3 separate regions of the Mus musculus genome follow, and all the other regions are linked to region 1. The links are chromatin loops, found by intact Hi-C in ENCODE. Cell type or tissue: heart. All regions are shown on one strand.

Evidence for each region. A loop is a pair of places that touch in the nucleus more often than their neighbours do. Peaks named below come from ENCODE experiments on the same cell type or tissue, not always from the same donor. Only the 100,000 strongest peaks of a DNase experiment are listed, where the experiment ranks them.
Region 2: it touches region 1 in a loop (2.2-fold over the local background); 8 of 42 quality-filtered maps call a loop at or near these places.
Region 3: it touches region 1 in a loop (2.2-fold over the local background); 2 of 42 quality-filtered maps call a loop at or near these places.

Annotation. Positions count from the first base shown.
Region 1 is chr10:20,286,144-20,294,143 of GRCm38, forward strand. Gm48249 (a long non-coding RNA gene) reads right to left here and starts at 516. Exons shown (of 3, transcript XR_003948991.1): 1 at 432-516. It also overlaps the pseudogene Gm30285. In heart, a CTCF peak has its summit at 4,404 (motif pointing right); a DNase peak (open chromatin) is centred at 4,478; H3K4me3 peaks cover 414 bases; H3K27ac peaks cover 1,806 bases.
Region 2 is chr10:20,148,103-20,156,102 of GRCm38, forward strand. It overlaps a transcript of Map7 not described here. Among named protein-coding and RNA genes, the nearest start is that of Map7, 19 kb to the right of the region's middle. In heart, CTCF peaks have their summits at 691 (motif pointing right) and 4,186; DNase peaks (open chromatin) are centred at 959 and 1,259; H3K4me3 peaks cover 2,468 bases; H3K27ac peaks cover 1,517 bases; H3K27me3 peaks cover 844 bases.
Region 3 is chr10:20,923,492-20,931,491 of GRCm38, forward strand. No RefSeq gene overlaps it. Among named protein-coding and RNA genes, the nearest start is that of Ahi1, 25 kb to the right of the region's middle. In heart, a CTCF peak has its summit at 4,637 (motif pointing left); no DNase peak of the experiment used is centred here.

The DNA.
Region 1 (8,000 bases):
GCCCTGATGTCCTGCCCTTGCCTCCTGGGTGCTAGTTTGCAGGTGTGTGCCGCCATGCCTACCCTTTGTCCTGATGCACATCTCTGAGTTATTTTCTGTCAATCAAAACAAGAATGATTACATTTAAGCAGCATCAGCAGCAATATGCATAACAATGGCCACCTCTCTGGGCAAGGGGGGTGGGGGGGACACGACCTGATTGAATCCTCCCAAAACCTGGTAAAGGTAGGCATTACTCAGAGATGAAGAAACTGAGGACTTTGGATAACCACGTGAGGTCAGCGCTGGAGCTGGCTCTGGAATCTGTTTCTTTTACCAGACACAGCCGAAGGACAGTGCGGCAAAGCGCTGTAACTAGCACTACCCATGCTGGAGGGAGAATGCAAAAAAAACAGAACTAAAGCACCAGGAGAGACAGATGTCGTTCCTACCTTAGCCCTGCGATAGCATAACGACCGAAGCCAGCACAACATCAGCGGACATGGGCTATAAATATTAGCTTGTTTTCCCATTTTCTTCTCCCTGCTGTTACCATGGAGACATAGCTCCTCAATTTATCTGGAATTCAAACCACCCAAGGGATATGACTGTGCAAACTTCAAGAGAGGCCCAGCAGACAGAGGCAGACACTGCAAAAGCCTCAGGCCCTCCCAGTTGCTCTCGCTCTCACTTGTGCGCTCTCTCTCGCTCTCTCACTCACTCTCTCTCGCTTGCTTTCGCTCGCTCTCGCTCTCTCGCTCTCTCCTTTCCTTCTCTTTCTCCTTTTCCCAGCGTTCCTTAGACGCTGAATGCTGTGGACCTTGCCGTGAGATGCAGACTTCAGACAGTGGTTTCTCCGTTTGTTTGCGAGCATTCTCTATTTGAAAAGAAGCAACCTCTGCAGTGATGGAACATTTCAGGGTCGCAGTCGCCACCACTGCCACCACCACCACCACTACCTCACCCAGAGCAATTCTCTGAAGACTGAGAACCATCTACAGACCTGGCAGGCGCCACCCAAACCCACTGGGACTAATTAGACACCACATAGTATGTAGCCCAAACTGGCCTCTAACTCATAGCAGTCCACCTGCATCAACTTTCTAGGTTAAAGAAATAAGCCATTATACTAATTTAAATGTTTATGCTTATATTTTACATTGAGGCGTATTTCTGTCTCCTACAAACAGCAAAGATGCTTAAGAACAGAAATCGCCTTTATAGATAGCACGGCGCTTTAATGTGACCCCAAGCGGTGTCTCCCAACATGCCTAGTCTGGCCCCTGTTTTCTCCCTTGTGATTCATGTTAAGAACAAATAAACAGAGCAACAACAAAAGCAAACAAACAAAGCCTTATTCATGATGGGGCCACCATGACAGCCAGTGCAAGCCGACAAATGCCAAGCCTGAAGACAACCCGAGCTCAATCCCTGTGACCTGTGACCCTGTGACCCCGGCACAAGGAATGACCCAACTCCCTCGCGTTACCCTCTGACCTCCTTTGCTTCCATGTTAGTTGCAGAGGCACACACACACACACACACACACACACACTAAATAATATAATTTTGAGCTCCAATGTCCATTGAGGTATTGCTATATATATGAAATACTTTTCACAAAAAATGTAATGGCAAATAGCACCAGAAGTATAGTATTAGTGATAAACTTAATTATCATGAAATTACAACAAAACTTTACATAAAGGTCATGTCTATCTTTTTTCCTCTTTTAACCCTAACTCTGTAAGTTTACTTATAAAGATGACATTTTTTTTCAGTTTTGTTTCATTTGTTTTGTTTGTTTTTTGAGATGGGTCCTGACTATGTTGCCCAGATTGCTACCAAACTCAGAATCTTTCTGTGTTAAGCAACCAGATTCCAGGATCACATTTGCCAAGCACAAGGAATTTAAAATCTCTGTTTAACTCCTACCTGCTCTTAGCTTTGCCAAAAGGAAAAATTACAATAAAATTGGAAAGAGAGCAGTTTAGGACTCATTACTGAATGGGAAAATTTAATGTAAACCCACCCCATAAGCCCTTCTTTTTTATCTTTCTCATTTCTCAGTGAATTTTCACCATTTTTTTTAATCTTTCTTTCTTTGTTTGTTATACATAAGTACACCGTAGCTGTCTTCAGTCACTCCAGAAGAGGGCATCAGATTTTGTTACGGATGATTGTGAGTCACCATGTGGTTGCTGGGATTTGAACTCGGGACCTTAGGAAGAGCAGTCGGAGCTCTTAACCACTGAGCCATCTCACCAGCCCGAATTTTCACCATTTTAAGGTAGGCTTTAGGAGAGTCAGTTACCATTTTTAAGTGAAACTACAGCTCAGAAATGCTAGGAACCTGGAGTGTCACAACAGACCCCAGCCAGAGCCAGCTTTAGAATCCATGTGTGGTAGGTACCCGGGATTACCAGTTTCCTTTGTCAGGGCCCTACAGACCTGCTCAGGTGTACTGGCCGGTTCTGTGTCAACTTGACAGAGCTAGAGTCAACAGAGATAAGGGAGCCTCATTGAGAAAATGACTCCGTAAGATTCAGCTGTTCAGCTTGTTCTTAATTAGTGATCAATGCGGAAGGGTCCAGCCCACTATGGAAGGTTTCATCTGTAGTAGCTTTGAAGGGAAAGGTTTCCCCTACAGAAGCGTTTCAGCTCTTCCAACAGGAGGAGGTTTACCAAGCAAAAGGTATTATAGCTCTCCTTGGAGAGGTATCCTGGCAGTAGGAAGCCAAGGAATGCCACAGTCATACCACACAACAAACCTCACACGAGAGATTTATTGGGAGGAAAAGACCAGAAGACTGCCAATACTGGGGATAGAAGCAACCAAGTACTGAGCAGAACTCAAGCTTTATATATGGCTTCTTGGGGTGGGGATGGGGTGGGTGGGGAGGCGGGGAGATTTCCAGGGTGAGAATTGGTGGGGTTTCAGTTCCTAGTCTTGAGCTCAGGGATTGGTGGGGTTTCCTGTTCAGGGATCAATGAGATGTGTGTGTGTGTGTGTGTGTGTGTGTGTGTGTGTGTGTGTGTGTGTGTATGCTCAGGGATGGGGTTTTTGTGCTCAGGGATTGGTGGGCTCTTGTTTCTTGGCCCTGGTCTTGGGATCAAGTCAGGGTCAAAGTGCCCCCCCACCCTTTGGCCCTTTTACCCTACTCCATCCCTAGGCTGGTGGTTCTGGATTCTACAGACAGCAGGCTGAACGGACCATGACTAGCAAACCAGTGAGCAGCACCCCCCACAGCCTCTGCATCAGCTTCCGCCTCCAGGATCCTGCCTTGTCTGAGTTCCTGTCCTGGCCTCCTTTGATGATGAACAGTGCTATGGAAACATAAGCCAAATAAACCCTTTCTTCCTCGAGTTGCTTCGGTCATGGTGAAATGTTCTTTAATTTCTCTCTCAGCTCACAGAACTTTAGTTTCCTGTATAGAAGGCTCATACCTTTTCTTAGATTGTTAGATCTTTGTTATTTCTTAGTATCATTATAAATGGGTTATATATATATATATATATATATATATATATATATATATACACAGCTGGGCATGGTGGAGGCTGCAAAATCAAAAGTTTGAGCTTATCCTTGGCCCACACAGTGAGTTTGATGCCAGTCTGAACTACACTGTTACAAATAAATGAAACCAGGGTTGGGCAGATGCTCAGTGGATAAAGCGCGAGCTTGCCTAGAGGAAGCTGCCTGGCTAGAACCGCAAGCTCCGGCCGGTTCAGTCTGGACCATTGCCTCGGTAAAAACAGTGGAGAATAGTAGAGGAAGATACTGACATCAGCTTTGGGTCTTTATGTGCATATGCATGCACATGCGTGGATGTGTAAACATAAGCATGCACACAGCACTGAAACGGGATTGCTTGTGCATGCGCACACGCGCGCGCACACACACACACACACACACACACTCAAAGCCGACAACCAGATTTTGTTTTCTGTGGGAATGGTGACACAGACCTGTAATCCAGCCTTCAGGAGGTTGAGACAGGAGTACCTAGAGTTTGCATCCCTTCTGGGCTACAGAGTAAGAACTTATCAAAACAAATAAAAAACAACACCAAATAGAACACCTGCAGTGTACATTATAGTAACTGGTTTCTGGTAAGCGGAAATATTGCTCTTTTTTCCTTGTAATTTATCTTATACAAAAAATCGTATTAAACTGCAGACATTGAGGGAGCAGAATGGGACCCTGGGTAGTTAACTATTTTTCTTTAAAAAATGAAATAAAAAAGAATGTAGTATTTTAGCCACCAGATATAATATTTTAAAATGATAAATGTTATTGTTTGTGTCAATATTAATTGCCAGTTATGAGAATGGCAATGGGATTTATTTTAAAAAAAACAAAACAAAAGAAAACAAAACAAAAAAACCTAATTGAACAGCACGGCTAAGTCCCTACATCTCCAGGAGGTGGCGGCAGTGAGCTACTAGGACGATAGTTCAGTCCGTTTTCAGCGGCTGAGTCTGGTCATCTTCATTCCCTGAATTAGCTTGCTACCCTTTCCGGTAGACACGATCCTCACTGAGGCTGCCCAGTATAAGGGCTTCTGCTCCCCTAATTTTGATCTAGCTGGGCTACAATGCTCAGAGAGGGTCCCCTCAATTTACCCAGAGGGGATCCTTAGCTTCCCACGACTGACAAAAGGATTCGTCTCAAACTCAACTCACCGCCTGTAATGTACGAGCAGACAGGCAGGTGCACACTGTCCAATTATCTTTGCCTCTTCTGCTGCTGTGGCTTAAATGTCAGCAGTTTCTCGGGGAGAGGAAGGCAGGATTAGGGTCGGACCTCCCTTCCTGTATTATGGGCAGTTGTTCACCTTCTCATAGACAAAGCCCTTGGTTCTTGTCCACCTGAGTTGGAAGGCAAGTTTCCTGACAGGCCCTGGGCCTTGTCTCAGGGTTTCCTCCCAGGAATCTCTGTGAATCGTCAGTGGAATTGCAGTAAATGTTAAAGCAAACAAACAAAAATTCCCTGTAAATGCTGGGAAGACCGGAGCCGCCTGTGGACACTGAGTGTTCTACCTCTATCATTTCGATTGCTTCAATCCCTCTTTTGTTTGTTAGTGTTTGTGACAGGGTCTGCGTATATACTCCTACATGGTCTAGAACTAACACTGTAGCCTAGGTTGGCCTCAACCCCCCCCCCCCAAGTTCTGAAGTTATAAACATGAGTTACCACATCCAGCTGATAACCCCTTTTGAGTGACCATAATAAGGGGATACATAAAGCTTAAAATATAAACCACATCAGGAAGATCTAAGCAACAACTTATGACAAATTGACATGTGTACAATGAAATACATAACTGTAGTAAATCACATAGGTTACTGTCCAAATGACTGCAGATGATATTCAAGATAAAAACGCTCTATGGGTTTGCCTGATCTCGGTTGAGGTTCCCTCCTCTCAGATGACACTAGCTAGTGTCAAGGTGACATTAAAAACTAACCAGGACACAGCAATCCTGGTAGACAGCACTGTGTGCTCAGAACAGTTTCATTTAATTTCTCCATTTAATTGTCTGTCAACTTAGAAGCCTCTTGATCCTACATGCATGGGACAATCTCTACGCTATCTATTCTGGTTGTGGAACTATTTGTCCATACTTAAATCATTAACACACTTAAATGTAACTTTAGTTCATAGTAAGACTCAATGCTGGCTGCAGGTGGGTGCCTATGAGTTTGAGACCAGCCTGGTCTACAGAGTGAGTTCCAGGGCAACCAGGACTGTTACACAGAGAAACCCTGTCTCGGAGAAGAAAGGGAAGGAAGGAAGGAAGGAAGGAAGGAAGGAAGGAAAAGGGAGGGAGGGAGGGAGGGAGAGAGAGTGAGAGGGAGAGAGAAGACCTAAGTGGAATGAGTCCACCCCATCCATTCTTCTTTGTTCAGGCTCTTCTAGGTTAACTACATTTTCAAACAAAAGTTAAAATCAACTTGAGAATTCTCTCTCTCTCTCTCTCTCTCTCTCTCTCTCTCTCTCCTTTAGAAGTGTGGTTTTGTTGTAGTAGGTGTGGCCCGAGTCACAGTGGAGGTGATCTTAAAAGCTCAAGTCTGGCCAGGGTGTTTCAGTCTCTCCTGCTGCCTGTGGATCAAGATGTAAGAACTCTTTAAAGAAAAAAAAAAATTTATATGAGTACACTGTAGCTGTATGGAGCCTTGATGTGGTTGTTGGAAATTGAATTTTTAGGACCTCTGGTTGTTCCAGTCGGCCCTGCTTGCCCTGGTCAACTCCACTCACTCAGTCCCTACTTGCTCCGGCCCAAAGATTTCTTTATTATTATTATAAATAAGTACACTGTAGCTGTCCTCAAATGTACCAGAAGAGGGTGTCAGATCTCATTACGGGTGGGTGTGAACCACCAGGTGGTTGCTGGGATTTGAACTCGGGACCTTTGGAAGAGCAGTCAGTGTTCTTGCCCGCTGAGCCATATCACCAGCCCAAGATGTAAGACATCTTAGCTTCATCTCCAGCCCCAAGTCTGCCTGCCTGCTGCCATCCTTCCCACCGTGATGATAATGGATTGAACCTCAGAAACTATAAGCCAGCCCCCAATTAAATGTTCTTCTTTATGAGTTAACACGGTCATGGTGGCTCTTCACAGCAATGAGACCCTAACTAAGACAGTGTTCTATAATATGTGAAATTAGTATCTTCTGATGGCCACGAGTTTATTGTAAAGAGAGAACATGCATTAACATCAGGGACGATAAAGGCCATGTGGAGTGGTCCAGGTCAGTTTTAGAGGGATCCCCTCACATGTGCTACTGAAAGTGTGCATGTGCCGGGCGTGGTGGCGCACGCCTTTAATCCCAGCACTTGGGAGGCAGAGGCAGGCAAATTTCTGAGTTCGAGGCCAGCCTGGTCTACAGAGTGAGTTCCAGGACAGCCAGAGCTACACAGAGAAACCTTGTCTCGAAAAACCAAAAAAAAAAAAAAAAAGTGCGTATGTATTTTATCTAGGTCCGCTATACTAACAGTTCCACTGAAATCCCTGAATTCCCAATTGCATCTGAAATTGCACTGGAACTGCTGATGGCCCCAAACTTCCTAGATTGTTAATAAAATAAATTATAATAACTGTCTTTCAAAATGGGGACCAATAGTGGATTTTAATAAACAATAGCGAGACAATTGCCTAGTCATCTAGAAAAAAGGATTAATTACAGAGACAAAGTTTGGAGCTGAGACAAAAGGATGGACCATCTAGAGACTGCCATATCCAGGGATCCATCCCATAATTAGCCTCCAAACGATGACACCATTGCATACACTAGCAAGCGTTTGTTGCAAGGACCGTGATATAGCTGTCCCTTGTGAGACTAGGCCGGGGCCTAGCAAACACAGAAGTGGATGCTCACAGTCAGCTATTGGATGGATCACAGGTCCCCCAATGGAGGAGCTAGAGGAAGTATCCAAGGAGCTAAAGAGATCTGCAACCCTATCGGAGGAACAACATTATGAACTAACCAGTACCCCAGAGCTCTTGACTCTAGCTGCATATGTACCAAAAGATGGCCTAGTCGGCCATCACTGGAAAGAGAGACCCATTGGTCAGGCAAACTTTATATGCCCCAGTACAGGGGAACGCCAGGGCCAAAGAATGGGAATGGGTGGGTAGGGGAGTGGGGGGGGGGGGCAGAGAGGATGTGGGGGACTTTTGGGATAGCATTGGAAATGTAATTGAGGAAAATACTTAATAATAATAATAATAATAATAATAATAAATAAATAAATAAATAAAATACCACTCCAAAGCATAAAAAAAAAAGAAAAAAGGATTAAATTTTGCTTCAGGTTTCACATCATATAGAAAGATAAATTCCCCACGGCTCAGTAATCTACATGTAAAGAGCGAAACCATGCAGTCACAGAAAGGAAACTTGAGTAGTTCTGTTATTTTGGTGCAGTGGTCGGGTTTCCAACACTAACTGGAAGTCCTGTTTCAAGAAAAGAACAGAAATGCTCTGCATAAAAACCATTGGCACAGCACGAA
Region 2 (8,000 bases), 140 kb before region 1:
TTAGAGTGACAGCTCTTGTAAATAAGGATTGTGTTCTGACACTTTTCTGTCTCCGGTACATTATGTGGGGTTTCAAAGGATAAAGAGCTCCTTTGGATCTGTTATGCACGTGCCTCTCTGTGTGAGCAGGCGGAATCAGCAGGCTGCTCTCTTCTTCAGTTTCCATTTCTGTAGGTTACTTAACCACCCCCTCAGCAGTTTGTTGCTTATCGTTTATTTTGCCCGCTCCGGCAGAAAATGTGTTTCTCAGTCGCTAATGTTTCTTTTTAAAGCTGCCTACCCCACGCCTCTGGTCCCTCTGAACAAGATAGTCACAAGACAGTTTACTAATCGGAAACGAAGAAAAAGAAACGCCACGCCAGTCACTAGAGGATTCACTAACGTGCGTGCTGGACCATCAGACACGGAAAAGCTAGGGTCACCGGCGAAGGTTTCCCAAAACACAGGCGGAGTTGGGATCGCGGCGCGGAGCTCAGCCGGTGTACTTCAGCTCTCCACGTGGCATCGGCTCCTTGGGCGACTGTCGCCACGAACTCCAGTCCGCACGGTGACCTGGCGGCTTCAGAGTTCAAAGGGGAACAGAGCGCTCGAACGCCGCCGCCGCCGCCGCACCGGGGCTGCGGGTGGCCGCTCGTCGCGCTCGCTCGCTCGGGCGCGGCGGTGGCTAGGACCCGCCGCCTGGGACACTAGCTCCGACCTCGTCCGTCGGGGCGCCTGCGACGCCGCACCTGCCCGCCAGGGGGCGCGCCGAGCCCCGGCGGCGTCGGGCCAGCGCTCGCCGTCCCCGCCCCACGCCCGCGCAGGCCGCCGCTCACCTGTCTGGGCCGCGGGCCCCGGGGGCGGGGGCCCGGCGGGAGCGAAGCCGAGGGAGAGAGGGCGGAGCGGCTCTCCCGGCGCGTCATCGGAGCACCATGGCGGAGCAGGGAGCTGGCGGCGACGGCCACAGGGGCGGCGACGGCGCTACGCACAGCGACCCAGGTGACGGCGCGATCCGGACGGGAGGGGGGTCGCGGGGGTCGCGGGAGTGGGTGGGGGTCGCGATCCCCGGAGCCAGCGACCCCTCGGGGTCCGCGCTACTGTCGACCGCCGAGCGCCCGCGGGCCACAACAGGTGGAAGCAGGCCTGGGCGCGCGGGAGGGAGGTCGGGGGCGCGCGGGGTGGTCGGGGGCGCGCCGGGGAGGTCGGGGAACCGTGAGAATCTGAGCCGCCGAGCGGCTGGGGCGCGCCGGGGGCTGTCGGGGGTCCCGGGAAGAGTGAGAGTCTGAGCCTCCGAGCGGCGGGGGCGCCCAGGGCGGCCAGGGGAGCGGGGCGGACGAGCGGGGCCCGAGCCGAGGCGCCCGGCGGATGGCTGAGCGGTGAGCGGCTGACCGGCTCCGGACCTCGGCACTCGGCCTTCACTCAGAGCACGGAGCCCGACTCTTCCTGTGGCTCTAAAGCCAGAGCTGGAGCCTTGGCTCTGCCTCCGGGGCTCGCTGTTGACAATCTGCCTCCAGCACAGCCACCGGGGACACGCAGGGACATAGCTCACAGCCTCGGAAGGTCTTCGCACTCGTATCCATCTCGCCTTAACATGAAGCCAAGTCCCCCCACACCCCCTCGTGATTTTGTTCTTCGTTGTCCGGAACTGTATTGCGCATCATACCCTCCCTCTTAACCCCCTGTTCTAATCCTTGGCCAAGTAAGCCGTTCTCGTACCTTCCTACCCTTGGCGTGGGGGCGGGAGGCGCCTTGTTATTTTAAAGAAATGTTAAGTTGCAGACCCCGCAGTTGCAAGCTGTTACTGCTTCTGTACACCCACAACCAGAAGTGATTGTTTTCTAAATGCAAAACTCGCTCCACCTCCCACCCCCACCACAACATTTAGAGGGCGTGCTTATTTTTAACACGCAAGACCCGTAGAGCTTAGTGTTTTCCAGTATGTATCTGCGAATGTACCTAAACTCTAACGATTTCCACCTGAGGTTAAGATTGACAGTGTCCTGAATTTATTTCCATGTCCCGCTACATCCTGAAAGGTGGTTGATTTTTGTCTTCTGCGTTTGAAAGATCGGTGATCGTTATTTTGGTCTGGGTGTAGAGGCGATGCCTGAGTAATTGTTTAGGGAGCTTAATGAGCTGGAAGCTCTACCGGCTGCCCAGCCCAGGGCATTCTTAGTTGTGAATAAGACACAGATAAGTAACAGCTTCTGGAGGTAAAAAGTTAGTGATTTAATAGGCATTGGTTTGTCCTTGAATGCTTTGTAGATCTGCATTGGTACTTGTTCAGACATAAACGAACTTGCAACTGGAGTATATCCCGTGCCCGATCGTGTTAAGGAATGAACGATTCATGTGTCTTAACTGGATGCAAAATCAACCATGTGTTCTTAAGTCTTCTTAAATTTTATATTTATTTACTTTGTTGTGTGTGTGTGTGTGTGTATGGGTGTGTGTGTGTGCGTTGTATGCGTGTGGGAGATCAGAAGGTAACTTGTTAAGAGTGGATTCTCAGACCGAAACTTAGGTTTGGCAACAAGTGCCTTTACCTAAACATTAACTCATCCACCAGCCTGAAATACGCTCTTCATTAATAGTAGAATTTATTGGCTATTACATTTCCTCCACATCTTTGCCTTGAAATTTAAAGTTCAAATAAACATGTTTCATATATGACCAACACATAAATACATAGGTGTGTGTATATTATATATTTCTGGTCATGTATTTTCCCCCATTTTTCTATTTTTGCTTTTAGTATTCAACAACACCTGTGCCGGTGGATGCTAAAGAAAGGAAATGTAAAGTGTGCTTTTGGTTTAGTTTGGTTTTTTTGAGACAGTCTCCATATTTAGGTACATACTAGGCTTTAACTCTGATTTATCCCAGACTTCACCTCAAACTCAAAATTCTTCTACCTCTAGTGGAAATACCAGTAGAGTAAGCCATTATGCTTGGCTCTTAGCATATTTTAACTACATTTATTTTGTGTATTTGTGTGGGGGGAGCTGGAGAACAACCTGTGGGAATCGGTTCTCTTTACGCTGTGTAGGTCCTAGTGACTGGCCTCGGGTCCGCAGACCTCTTTACCTGCAGGCTTCTTAACCTTCAGAGCTGTCTCCCTGACTTGGAAATGTATTGTTTAAAATCCAGGCGACCCTATTTTGAGAGAACACAGGTTGTTTGAATGTTGACAACTTATGCTCTATACGTGTAAAACCTGTGACTTTTATCTGAATGTAGAACTTCAGTTTTATACTCACATTTCACATTATACACATTCAAACACTCCAATTTATTTTTTAAAGATTTATTTATTTATTTATGTTTATTCATATGAGTACACTGCAGCTGTCTTCAGACACACCAGAAGAGGGCATCAGATCCCATTACAGATGGTTGTGAGCCACCATGTGGTTGCTGGGAATTGAACTCAGGACCTCTGGAAGAGCAGTCAGTGCTCTTAAATGCTATGCCATCTCTCCGGCCCCCCAATTTATTATTTTTAAATCATAGGTTTATATGGAATTTATTGAATGAGAGGGGTACCTAAGCCTGTGTTTTATTGCCACCAAGAAGTAAGAGTTACCACCTCAAAATGCCACTTTTTTTTTCCTTTGTCTTTTTTGCTTGAGATGGGGATCTTGCCATGTATTCCTGGAGTCCTCCTGCCGAGCTCGCCACCTCAGCCTCCTAAGTCCCAGATTCCCTGTGTGTCCTCTTTCTCAGCCACAAACAGCAACTTCTTTCCTGACGCATTCCCTTTGTATTCCTTTTGTATATAATTACTTTGAGGTAGAATCCAACCTTGAGTGGTTCTTAAATTATGTCCTTGTGCTAAGGCTGTATTTCAAGACTTGAGGTTAAAATCTCGGGTTATTACAGAAACAATACCTGTGATATGTTCAAGATTAAAGGCCTATGTTTGTGTATGTATAGGACTCAAATAGAGTGAACTTTGGCAGCATAGTATGTATTTAAAGGGTACTATATCAATGCAACATTCAGAAAACAGTTCTGCAGATATGTTTAGCTTTTGCTCAAGGGTTGTGATGATGTTATAATTTTTACAATTATATTATTTTTTAAAAAGTCATTTTTCTTGAGGTAGAACCATTCTCTTGGTTTACGGGGGTATTTTCCTTGTCCATAGTCAAAGGGAAGCAAGAACTAGAAAATGCTGTTGTCTTAGAAACAGATTTGTGTTTCACCACTAGAGGATGTCAAGTCCTTTTTATTAGAATATTATTTTGAGCAAATTCCTAGGTCATCACATCACAAAACTAGGAGCTGGAATTCTGTGTGTCACCTAGTATGATTCCAAGCTATGGAAATCAGCTACACAGAGCAAATCCCATTTGCCAACCTCCTTTAAAAAGACCACAGAGCTAAAGTTTCATGCTGCTTTTGATTAATCTGTGATGCCCAAAGTCTGATGTGCAAGGAATAAATTAATGCCCATATGTTTTGGTGAGATCTGTTGCCATTCTATTGGAAGATATTACTTACAACCTAGAATGGAGTTTGTTTGTTGTTGTTGTTTTTAAAAATCAGGATTCTTGGTGGAAAGACTTAGACTCCCCCCCTCCCCCTTTTTTTTAACATTTATTTATTTTATGTATATGAGTACACTGTCACTGTCTTCAGATATACCAGAAGAGGCCATCAGATCCTATTACAGATGGTTGTGAGCCACCATGTGGGTGCTGGGAATTGGAACTTGGGACCTCTAGAAGAGCAGTCACTGCTCTTAACCACTGAGCCATCTCTCCAGCCCAGACTTAGACTTTCTTACTGTGGTCATGTATCTTGTATGAAATTTTCCAGAGTAAAAAGTGATCTTTATTTAAGCCAGAAGGGCCTCTGTTGTCCCCAAATAAGCATAGAAAGTAGACACTCAGGTTGTGCTTATGCTGTGACGTAAGCCCCTCCCTATTGAAATTCAGATCCTAGAAGCTAGAATTGCTGCTGCTTCAGGGGGCAAACTTCACATCTCGCTAAGTCAGTGGTTCTCTCCTGAGAACCACTGGTAAGTTGAAGAGAAGTCAGCTGTTGTCATAGCTTAGGTATGTGTGTGAAACGCAAATTTACACTGGCATGGTCTCTAAAGAATTCACACACTTGTGTCATGATACCTGAAAACAAATTATTCGAAGAGCTTTAAAAAACATACTCAAGTCTTGTTAGTACAAGAACTAAAGACATCGAGGCTTAGACTAATTTAACCAAGAATGTGTACTTTCCATGGGTTATTAAAATGACGGAGTTTGGAAGGTTGATGAATATGATCTTTGAGTTTAGTAAGGAAATCCACAGGCCAATGTGTACGGGTCGTGAGGGTTCAGTGGAGGAAGGATGGACCACTCTGGCTGTGGTCATCCCGGAGCACCTGCTGCAGCTAGCACTTAACCGCCAAACAACAGGGAGTGATGTGTGGTCAGAGGGAGGAGGAGGGGAAATAAAGGCATACAGGAGAGGAGCTAAAGTTTCTTGACAGGACAAATGTGAAAGGCTCAAAGTGAGTGTTCAGGGAAATCAGTTAGGCATGATGGATATGTTGAGGCCAAAGGTCAAGCCAAGAGGCTAGAACAGTATTGTTGGAGCAGGAAGGCTTGTCTTGATAAAGCTTTGTTAATCAGAATTAAAGAGCTGGGTTGCACAATTAGCACAAACACACCCTCTCCTAGGGAGGTCCTTTTCCTCCTACCCTGCCCATTTGGGACAGCTGTGCTTGAGTTCGGGAGGTGCCGGTTTGCTCTGGAACCTGGAAGGAGAGCTTCTTTTCAGAGCAGCTGTGTAGACCAGATGGAGGAAGAAAGGAGAGAGAGTTTGGTCTCCAGACTTAACTCTGAGGTCCCTGGATAGAGCTAGGTAGGCACTGGCCTGTCAGTGGGTATAAAAAAAGGAGGCCGGTTTGGGACTCTGAGATGTCAGAGGATCACAGGTAAAAAGAAGACACAAGGCGATCCACTTTTAATTGGTTCATTAGTTTAAGCTTGACCCGAACATATTAGTGAGTACAACTGAGTAAAAGAAAAGGTGGAAAAGTGTCAGTAGTGATGCCAGATAGTTAACTGGTGAACCTGCAGGAACAGACACGAGGTCAGGTCTGAAGGCCACTCCAGGAAAGATCAGAAAGAAAAACTGCAGACAGGATAGACAACCATTCAAAATGGAGGAGGGACAGACAGCCAAGTCAGAGAAGTGAGAGATGCCCAAGAGGGACAAAAAGGTCAAACATTCCAAAACTGAAATGATATTTTAAAGCCATTACTTTGGATTGAGGTTTCCACTGGTTTCTCCTAGCAGAGGAATTTCAGTTGGTCCAAGAGTTGGGGGCACATCCTTTATAATAATGATTAATAGATTGAGCATTGGAAAGATGAGATAGCCCAGTAGACCGTTCCATAAAAGTTGCCAGAAAAAAAAAATCAATACATTAGAAATTCTCGAATAAGTAGAGGTGGGTTTTTTGTTTTTGGTTTTTTTGTTTTTTGTTTTGTTTTGTTTTGTTTTTTCTGAGACAGGGTTTCTCTGTATAGCCCTGGCTGTCCTGGAACTCACTTTGTAGACCAGGCTGGCCTCGAACTCAGAAATCTGCCTGCCTCTGCCTCCCGAGTGTTGGGATTTAAGGCATGCCCGGCTAGTAAAGGAGTTTTTAATTGTTTTTTAAATGTGTTGTTTCAGTAGACTGTCAACGTAGCTATAGATGTATAACCATCACTGTCGATAGGGCTTAGAGTCTTGTCTTCCAGAGCTCCCTCTGGCTCATTTCCCACCCACTGATCTATTTTCCATCTTTGCTTTGACTTTTCCCAGAGTCTTAAGTGGAAGCATACCATGTAACCTTTGCAGGGGTGCCGCCCCCCGCCCCCACAGCCTAATGTATTTGAGATCTGAGCACACCGTGATGTGCATTGGTAGTTCCCTGCCCTAGCACCTAGTGCTTCCCTGTCCCCAACTTAAGGACGTCCAGTCACTCCTAGGTTTGGGTAGGAGAAACAACTGTTGCAAATATTCGTATGTTGGTTTTTACGTCACTGGTTTCATTTATGGCAGATACTTACATTGTTGTCTCCAATGTGATTGTGTAAGACGTTGCCACTTCTAGGGTGGCTGTACACCTTTTTCTGTGAGCGTCCTGTGAGATTGTTCTGCATCCTTTTCGGCCCTTGTATATTTTGTTGATTTGATGGTTTTCATTTTAGTCACTCCACTAAGTTTTTTAAGTAAGCTGTAATTGCTTCAAAGTGAGATATTTTTTGCTTGATGCTAATGCAGTCTCTGAAATGAGGTCATGTTGAGCCCAGAACCCAGGGTTCTGTTTGGTGGCTTGCTGTTCTGTGATTCTGGGAACTGAGCTCAGGGCCAGGTCCATATCAGACAAGTTCTTGATCACCAGCTATATTCCCAGCTCTAGAGTCTGTCTGACGCCCATCTTGGCTTCATCTCCTTTTCTCTTATCCCCAAGGCCTTTCTTCCTTCCTGTGCAGCCTGTGCTCTGAGATTGTGAGCCGACGCACTTTCACACAGAGGACCCGTGCCAGTGCCCTTCTCTCTCCTCTCCGGGGCATCTGTACTCTCATCCCTAGACCTGACAAGGAGCTTTTGTATTAGAATATTGTAAATAGCCTGGCGTGGTGATGCTGGCCTGCAGGGCGGGCTCCCCTCATGGTCTCCATGAGTCTACATAGTAAGTACCAGGCCAGCTAGTGAGACCCTGGATCTAGAAAAATGAAAAGAAAGCAAGCTGGGAATACTGGTTGTATATCTTGTCTTGTGATCCCATTTCTTGGGACTCACTCTGTTATCAAGATGAATGCTTTGTGTTAATCTCCAGTTTGTGAAATGCTCTCAGTGCCTGTAGTCTGTCGCTGAACTCTTTATCTCTGTCAGGGACCAGGTCTTCGTGCTTGTTGCAGTGAGACTTGTTCTCCAGTTTAAGGCTCTACTCCCCAGCAATGTGCCTCCTACCGCCTTACTATTATAAATTACTATTTATAATTTTCCTTATAATGTTTAGT
Region 3 (8,000 bases), 640 kb after region 1:
GACTCCCTAGCTCTTACCACTTGAGTTGTCCATCGCAGCTCAAACAAGGATCTGCTGATTTTCTATACCATTAGCAAGCCATTGGGTTACCAGACAAGATAAGTAGACCTCACAAGCCCTGCCAGCATTTGTAAGCCAGGAGTAGTACCACCTTGGTCCTTCCCTGGAAATTACCTGCCCTGTGATTGAGTGTGAATGTTGAGAATCTGTCTTTTATAGCCACATGGTGCCAGAAAAGTGGTCTCTTATGCTAGAATGAGAGAGTTACAAGCTACCAAAGGTGTTGATGAGTTGAAGAACTTACAAAGTAATTGTGGAGATACATCCTCCATTTCTCCATCATGCCTGCCCAGGATACTGGCTTTGTTCAGCAAGGAAATGTGTTGGACAATGTTTTGTTTTGTCTAGTTTGAGACATTCTTCGTGTTGAAGTTCCTGTCCTTGGCTGACCACCTATCACTTACAACTCCTCTCAAGCTAAGCTTATTGCTATGAATAAGATATACAATAGTACCGTGGTGTGACCATAGACTGTGTAGCTTATTTAAAATAACAGAGACAGACAGACAGACACAGAGACCCAGACATAGAAACACAGAGACAGAGAGACAAAGAGAAAGAGAGAGACCAAGACAGAGAAAGAAAGAGACGGAGAGAGAAGCATACACGCGCTCAGGCATCTCTCCATGCAGGGAACTTGAAATTTCTGTGTGTGGAATTCAAGCATAGTTTTGGGCAATAATAAAATGCTTAAAAGGCTTTCATTCTTCAAGTGGAAGCTGGCCTCATTCACACAATCCAAGAATCTAATTCTACAAAACATTGATCCCAAGCTCAGTTCTCCCACTGGAAGGAGAGAACTGTGGGCATCAAATCCTCCTAGAGTTTTAGAGGTGCTTTCTTCTCATCATCGCTACAACACAACAAAACATGTCTTCCCACCCCATCCACCCCCGGAAAATAATTACTTGACTTCCAGCCACCATTTCTTGACAAGCAGACTTGATGTTTTTGTCATCGAAAGTGACTCGACCTTTCTAGAGTGCTCTTTCCCTGTATCATACCTTCCTCCAGTCCATCCTCATCTGCTAACATTTGCTTAAAATAGCAAACCTTCCCCAGTGTGAGAGGCACACATCTTGTTACTGTAACACTTAGTACACTGCGCAATACTGCTTTCCCTCAAGTCTGAGACAACAGAATCCACAAACCACGCAGTTAGTTTACTAAACACTGAGGGGTTTAAAAAGAAGAGTCCGACAAAATTGTAATTGAGTCATATTACTTGGAACTGTCATTTAATACATAAAAAGGAGTTGTTTTAGTATAATTATGTAACACACGCAAGAGCCTGAGGTCCTGTTAGCACTTCTTACTTAACTAGTATCAATTTGTTTTTTCATCAAGACACTGTCACTGTAGGACATTCTCTCAGGCTGTTAGGAGCTTGTAGATCACATACTATGGAACACATTTTTATAGATCACATGATGTGGATCACATGACTGTGAGTCATATGCTTGTGGATCGCATATTGTAAATCGGATCATATGTTGTGGATCACATGCTTATAGATCATATGATTGTGGATCATTTGCTTATGGATCACATGCTATGGATCACATGGTTACCGATCACATGATATGGATCACATGGCTGCGAATCATATGCTCGTGGATCACATACTGCAAATCGGATCATATACTGTGGATCACATGCAGTGAATCACATGCTGTGGATCACATACCGTGGATTACATGATTATGGATCATATGGTTGTAGATAACATTCTATGGATTATATGTTGTGGATCACATGATTATGCATCATATACTGTGAATCATATGCTGTGAACCACATGCTATGGATCATATGTTATGGACCACATGCATGTAGATCATACAATTGTGGATCATTTGCTTGTGGGCCACATGCTGTGAATCACCCCTGCGCCTTAATAAAGTACAGGTTTTGGTTTTGAAAGCGTGATGTGCAGCCTGTGATCCTATTCCCACCAAATCCTTAAAAGATGCTGATGTTTCTGGCCAAAGGTCTCATGTGTTGCAACAGAGGGAGGAATAATTCTTTTACATATATCTCATTCACAGCATCCCACACAACTTATCCAATCTGTATTTTATTTTCCAAGGATTCATAAAACTGTTCACTAATTCGAAAGAAAATAGGAAATGTGGGTTATCATCCCCACGATAAGTGTCTGTCTTGCTGACATAATAATACTCCCCACTTCACTGGTTTTAGCCTGATGACTTTTAATTCTAATGTTGAATTATACTGTGATGTTTAAATGTGTTTTGATGGCAAAAAAAAGAGAGAACATTTACTACAATTCATAAAACAAGTGTTGTTTTGATGGTATCAAGAGCTCTGAGCAGGTCTGCACTCACACAGATCAAATTACTTAAGACTGCCACTCAGACACTGTCTGTGCAATGCCATCAACTGTAAGATGCAATCAGATGTCTGAATTATGAAACCCCAAGAGAACACAAGCAGGCCTCAGCGTTGCTTGTCTGGATTCTTGCTCCTTCTTTCCCTCAGATGTTCAGTGAGCTTAGCATAAGAGCAAGACAAACCTCAGTCTTGAGGACAGAATTCAGTGCCGGCCAAAAGTAAGTGAGAGAGACATGAATGCAGTCCTCATACCCTCCTAAACCTGGTTAGAAGCTGATGACCTATGATGTGTTATTTGTAGCCCAGGGGTACTCGAAATGTCCTCTGGATGTGCCCACACAGGGCTTAGTATGAGAAAACTGAAGATAGCCAGTGTGCTTCCTCAGCTAAACTAGCCCAGGATGGTAGAGCAGATTATAGTGGCATTAAAATGGCTTATTTCGATTCCTTCAAATTCTGGATATGCGATTTACCTTCTGATCCACTTTGGCAGTGTTTCTCAACTCTCCTAATGCTGCGACCCTTTAACACAGTTCCACATATTGAGGTGACCCCCCCAACCATAAAGTTGTTTTCGTTGTTGCTTCATAACTGTAATTTTACTGCCCTTATGAATTGTAATGCAAACATCTGATATACAGGATATCTGATGTGTAACCCCTGTTGGGGTTGCAGCTCATAGGTTGAGAACTACTGCACTAGAGGCACCTCATGCCCCACTTTCCTGGCTAGCCTATTTCCTCTTTCCTTTTTTTTTTCCCACTGAGAGATGACCAAAGTCAAATAGAAATGAATTTTAGTATTCATTTGGGCATTATAGTTTATGATCATGGCTTTTAAAATGATTTCTTTCTCCAGAAAGAAATAGGGGACATAATTATGCTTGCATTTTTGAACTTTATGTTCATCAAAAAAGATGTTAGAGATTTTAAAAAATGGATAACTATTGTTAAAAGCATAACGCAAAATCTTGGTAACTACAGAAAATAAATCTTTTTTTAAGATTTATTTATTATTTATTATATGTAAGTAGACTGTAGCTGTCTTCAGACACTCAAGAAGAGGGCATCATATCTCATTACGGATGGTTGTGAGCCACCATGTGGTTGCTGGGATTTGAACTCCGGACCTTTGGAAGAGTAGTTGGGTGCTCTTACCCACTGAGCCATCTCACCAGCCCCAGAAAATAAATCTTAAATGGAGCAACTTTTAATTTCAAACTGTAGTGTTTTGAATAAGACAACTATTCAAAACACAAAAGACCCCACCTAAAGAGACCTCACTGAAATGAAAATGAATGTTCTACAGCTCAAAACCATGAGAATTTAAATAGAATCCTTGCATCTCCCAGCTAGAAGGAACCTTAGAAATCATCCTGCTTAACAGCCTCTGAATTCACAGTGTTGACATTTTTATAGATATTTTATCCTTCCAGCCCAAATATTTTTAATTTTTTAATGCCATTCCTATGAAACAGATTATAAGGTTGTTTAAATCCTCAACTCACAACAATACAACCTTTCTTTGTATATATGTTTACATCACAGTATTTTAAATTAATGATTCTTATTTAGAGACTGGAGGTATGGTGTCAGAAAAGTCTCCACCTGCAGCCTCTGCCCCCACAAATGAGACCATAAGGAAGATGTCACTGTGACACTTGCTGGCAGGACATGCACCTGCAATCTTACTAGGCAAGGATGTTAAGATTATATGTATATGTACATGTATTTATATGCATGCAATAGCAATTAGTGAACAAAGAGACATTGAAGGGATGCAGGGAGAGGAATGGGAGGCTTTAGAGGGAAGGGAGAGGTGAGATGTTGTAATTAAAATCCCCAAAATAAAATATAAAAACAGTACGCTGTAATAAGAACTTCTCTGAAACCCATGGTATAGACTTGGCCTAGAGAGCTACAGTCTTCTATAAGCTGATTTGGTCCAAAATAAACCAGGATTCTCCATCGCTTCTCTGAGGTAGAAAACAAAGTTTGGCATGGAGTCTCATGCCTACACTCTCAGCACTTGGAAGAACGGGAACATCAGGACTGCTCTGAATTTGAAGACAGCTTGGGCTACAAGACAAGACCCTGTCTCACAAAAACCAAAAGAAAACAAGAACCAAGACACGTATTATCTGTCTCAGTTGGATGGAAGGAAGGACAAAATTCAGAAAAGCACGCACAAAAGACTAGAGCTTTGGTGACCTCTTGTGGGGTAATTTGCTAGCAGTCCATAATAAAGCATTTCAGGAATAGAGTTCCGACAGGTTTTCTTTGTGATATGGGGATTCAGTGGTAGTGTCTGCCTAAGAGCCAAACTCCCATCTCAACTTAGGAATGTCTATTCTTGCAAAAAATGAATCTGAGTGCTTTCCTATTGGACAAGGAGAAAACCTAAAAGTGGACTGAATGGAAATGTCCAGCAACCATATCTAAGCTGTGGTAGCGTTGGCATCATTGCTTGGATTTCTGTCGCTGTGTTTCACTGAATGTCACTATGTTCGTGTGTTCTGGAACACCATTTTCAGAATGCTACAGAAGAGCGTGCACATCACAAAAGCACTTCCTTAGTCATCAGAGGCATTAACTTTCTTTTTACTAATCTAAAATCTAGAATCTAAAATCAACCTAAGGCTCTGCTAAACAATTTTTTTCCTCTTAGTTTGTCTCCTTGAACGCTAACATGACTTTATGACTTTGAACATATTAACTAAAATATGAAACTTGGATATTCTGAAAAACAAGCACATAAAACTAGAGGCTACCGAATGCCCATTGCAAAGCTCAGAGCCAAGGCATCGAATAAAGCTGAATACAAGCTAACACACTCTCCTTTACTTACAGTTCATTCTAAAGCTAGCTTTAAGAGCATATGCTTTGATTATTATCAAAGATTAGCCATAAAATAATATTTCCAGAATACAAAGCTTGTAGCTCAACTTGAAAGCCAGGTCAGTTATGTCTGGGTTTATAATTAAGCATGTAAGAGGAAGAATATTAATATTTACTATTTTTTCTCCATTGCTTGGAGCATTTATCTTGATATATATTAAGCGCAATACTTATATCATAATACTGATGATAATGAAGCACTTAAAGAGTTAAATTTTACTTAAATTAACTTTTAATTTTTTTAAAAAATCAGGCAATCTATACCCAAACACAATTATCTCCATATTTGGTCTAACCCTCATCCAAATACACTTGCAATTTTACATGGTTGCAATAAAGGTGTGTCTCATGTTGAGATTGTTTCTTCTAGTCCCATGTTTTCTACTCTTTCTATGTCTCACTTTGGAGATGAAAATGGTTTATCATTTTGATGTGACATTTGTATATAAGTTGTTTTCAGCTTGCTGTTAACTGTGATGCTTCAGTAAGTATCTTCGTATAAAAGCTTTAAAGTGGCTTTATTAAAGCCAATAATCTGTGCTTCATCTCTTTTGAAAATAGCTGTCTGGGTCAGAATTAAAAGATGGCATACTCAAAAACAGAAAGAATGAAAGAAAGAAAGAAAGGAAGGAAGGAAGGAAGGAAGGAAGGAAAGAAAGAAAGAAAGAAAGAAAGAAAGAAAGAAAGAAAGAAAGAGGAAGAGAGAAAGAAAGAGAGAGAGAGTGAGAGAGAGAGAGAGAAAGAAAGAAAAAGGAAGGAAGGAAGAAAGGGAAAGAAAAAAAGGGCCTCCTATTTCTTTGAAATTTAATGAGAGATTTAGGTTTACCAACAGGATAGGTGAAGATCACAGAACACAGAGCTTGGCGAGAAAGACTCCACTACCAGTCCATGGACCATGAAGAGCAAATGAAGAGACTGCTGCTAAGGCCGAGCACCAGTGAGAGGATGACCCAGGATAAGCTCCAGCTGTTGAGGAACACAGCCGTTGCTGGAACTGTGCACAAGTTGGGAAAGATGGATTCCACAACACCACTCTCTCTCTCTCTCTCCTGCCTTTCCAGGCTGCGCCATGACCCCAGCTGGCTCACCCAATAGACAAAGGGGAAGGAAATCTGGAAAGGTGACGACCACAGTGGAGCAGAGAGCCTCTTGGAGCAGAGAGAAAGGATTTGCATGGGGAGTGGAATGGTAGACAATAACTAGCCCAGAAGCCCCATGTTTGATTAATTCAACAATTTAAGTAGTTGATAGTTGTAGCAGAAGCCAGAGGCCCAGAGCCACACCAATGATTCCTTGCGATTCACAAGTAAAGCTGTCTGGGCAAACAGGTATCCTGTGTGATGCACCAGACACACTGCAGCTTCCACAGTGAGGTGATATTTTTTTTCTTTTCTTTTCTTTTCTTTTCTTTTCTTTTCTTTTCTTTTCTTTTCTTTTCTTTTCTTTTCTTTTCTTTTTTTCCAGGCCTGTTCTACTAGGCAAAGTGTTCTGTGAATGTCAGCCAAGCATATGACTCCCGTGTAAAAGTCTTAGATGGCAAAATAGAGTAAGCTAGAGTTGTCTTTCTATAAGAGCTGGTCATTGGTCATGACTAGGAAGGCTATCAATAGTCCTCACATACATGGAGCGTGCTGATGGGTGTCTGTGGCAGAAGATGCCAGGGTGGCACAGAAACATAAAAACAAGATAAAAAAACTTTGCCTAGTAGAACAGACCTGAAATCCAATCTGCTTTGGATGCTGAAGCAGGAGGATCACAGCTTCAAGGCCTTCTTTAGTTACTGCACGAACCTCACACATGCCTGTGAGACCCTGTCTCAAATGAACATATGGAAAATCTGCATTATTATCTCAATGGCAGAGTGATTCTGTCAGCGAATCGGGATTGAGGACAGAGGCGGGAGGGAGCCTCAGATGGTCTGGCCCGATGTTGTTAGCCTGGCTTGATGGTGGCATGTCAGGTGAGGTTCTCGACGTGTCCTTCTGCATTCGGGTTCAGCTGGAGCTCAGTCCACGATGAGGGCTTGTTCACCGATGGGTGTCCTGGTTGGTGGACTTGGGAGCGAGTGAGTTGCGGTGGCCAGACTGGGATATTTAAGCTACACTTAGCCAATCATAGCTAAGGCGTTCACACATTACTTCATTGGGCATTTATTTACCTTACTTCAATTTTATCATACAAACGCACACACTCTAGGCTTGATTTCCATGGTTACATTCACCCATGGTATAGTTTCCTTATGTTGTTTACATCTCATTCCTTACAGATCCCATAGCACATGCAATAACCTGGGTTCACCCACCCCTCCCCAAAACAAAAGAGAAAAGAACGTCTCAGAAGAATTTATATCTCAACTAGTCACCTAAGTGACAAGAGGAGAGGGGTTTGAAATTATCCTAAAATGTTTTGAAAGGAACTTTGGTGTCAAATTCAAGCACATGGTTTTTACTGGGAATTACTTGTCTCATAATCATCTATCAAGTCTGGAATGGCGAGGCTCAGGGAAGCCCTGCCTTTGTTTCAGATAACTTTAAAAGGAATGAGCTGTGCCACTGTGTTCCAGCTAACCCACGCTTTCCACCCGGTTTAGGCTGGCCAAGATCATGGTCGTCCCACTCTTCCATCTTTGCTAACCTTTCACTTAATGATGTAGCCTCCCCAACTCCATACGTTGAAGTACAGACTCTC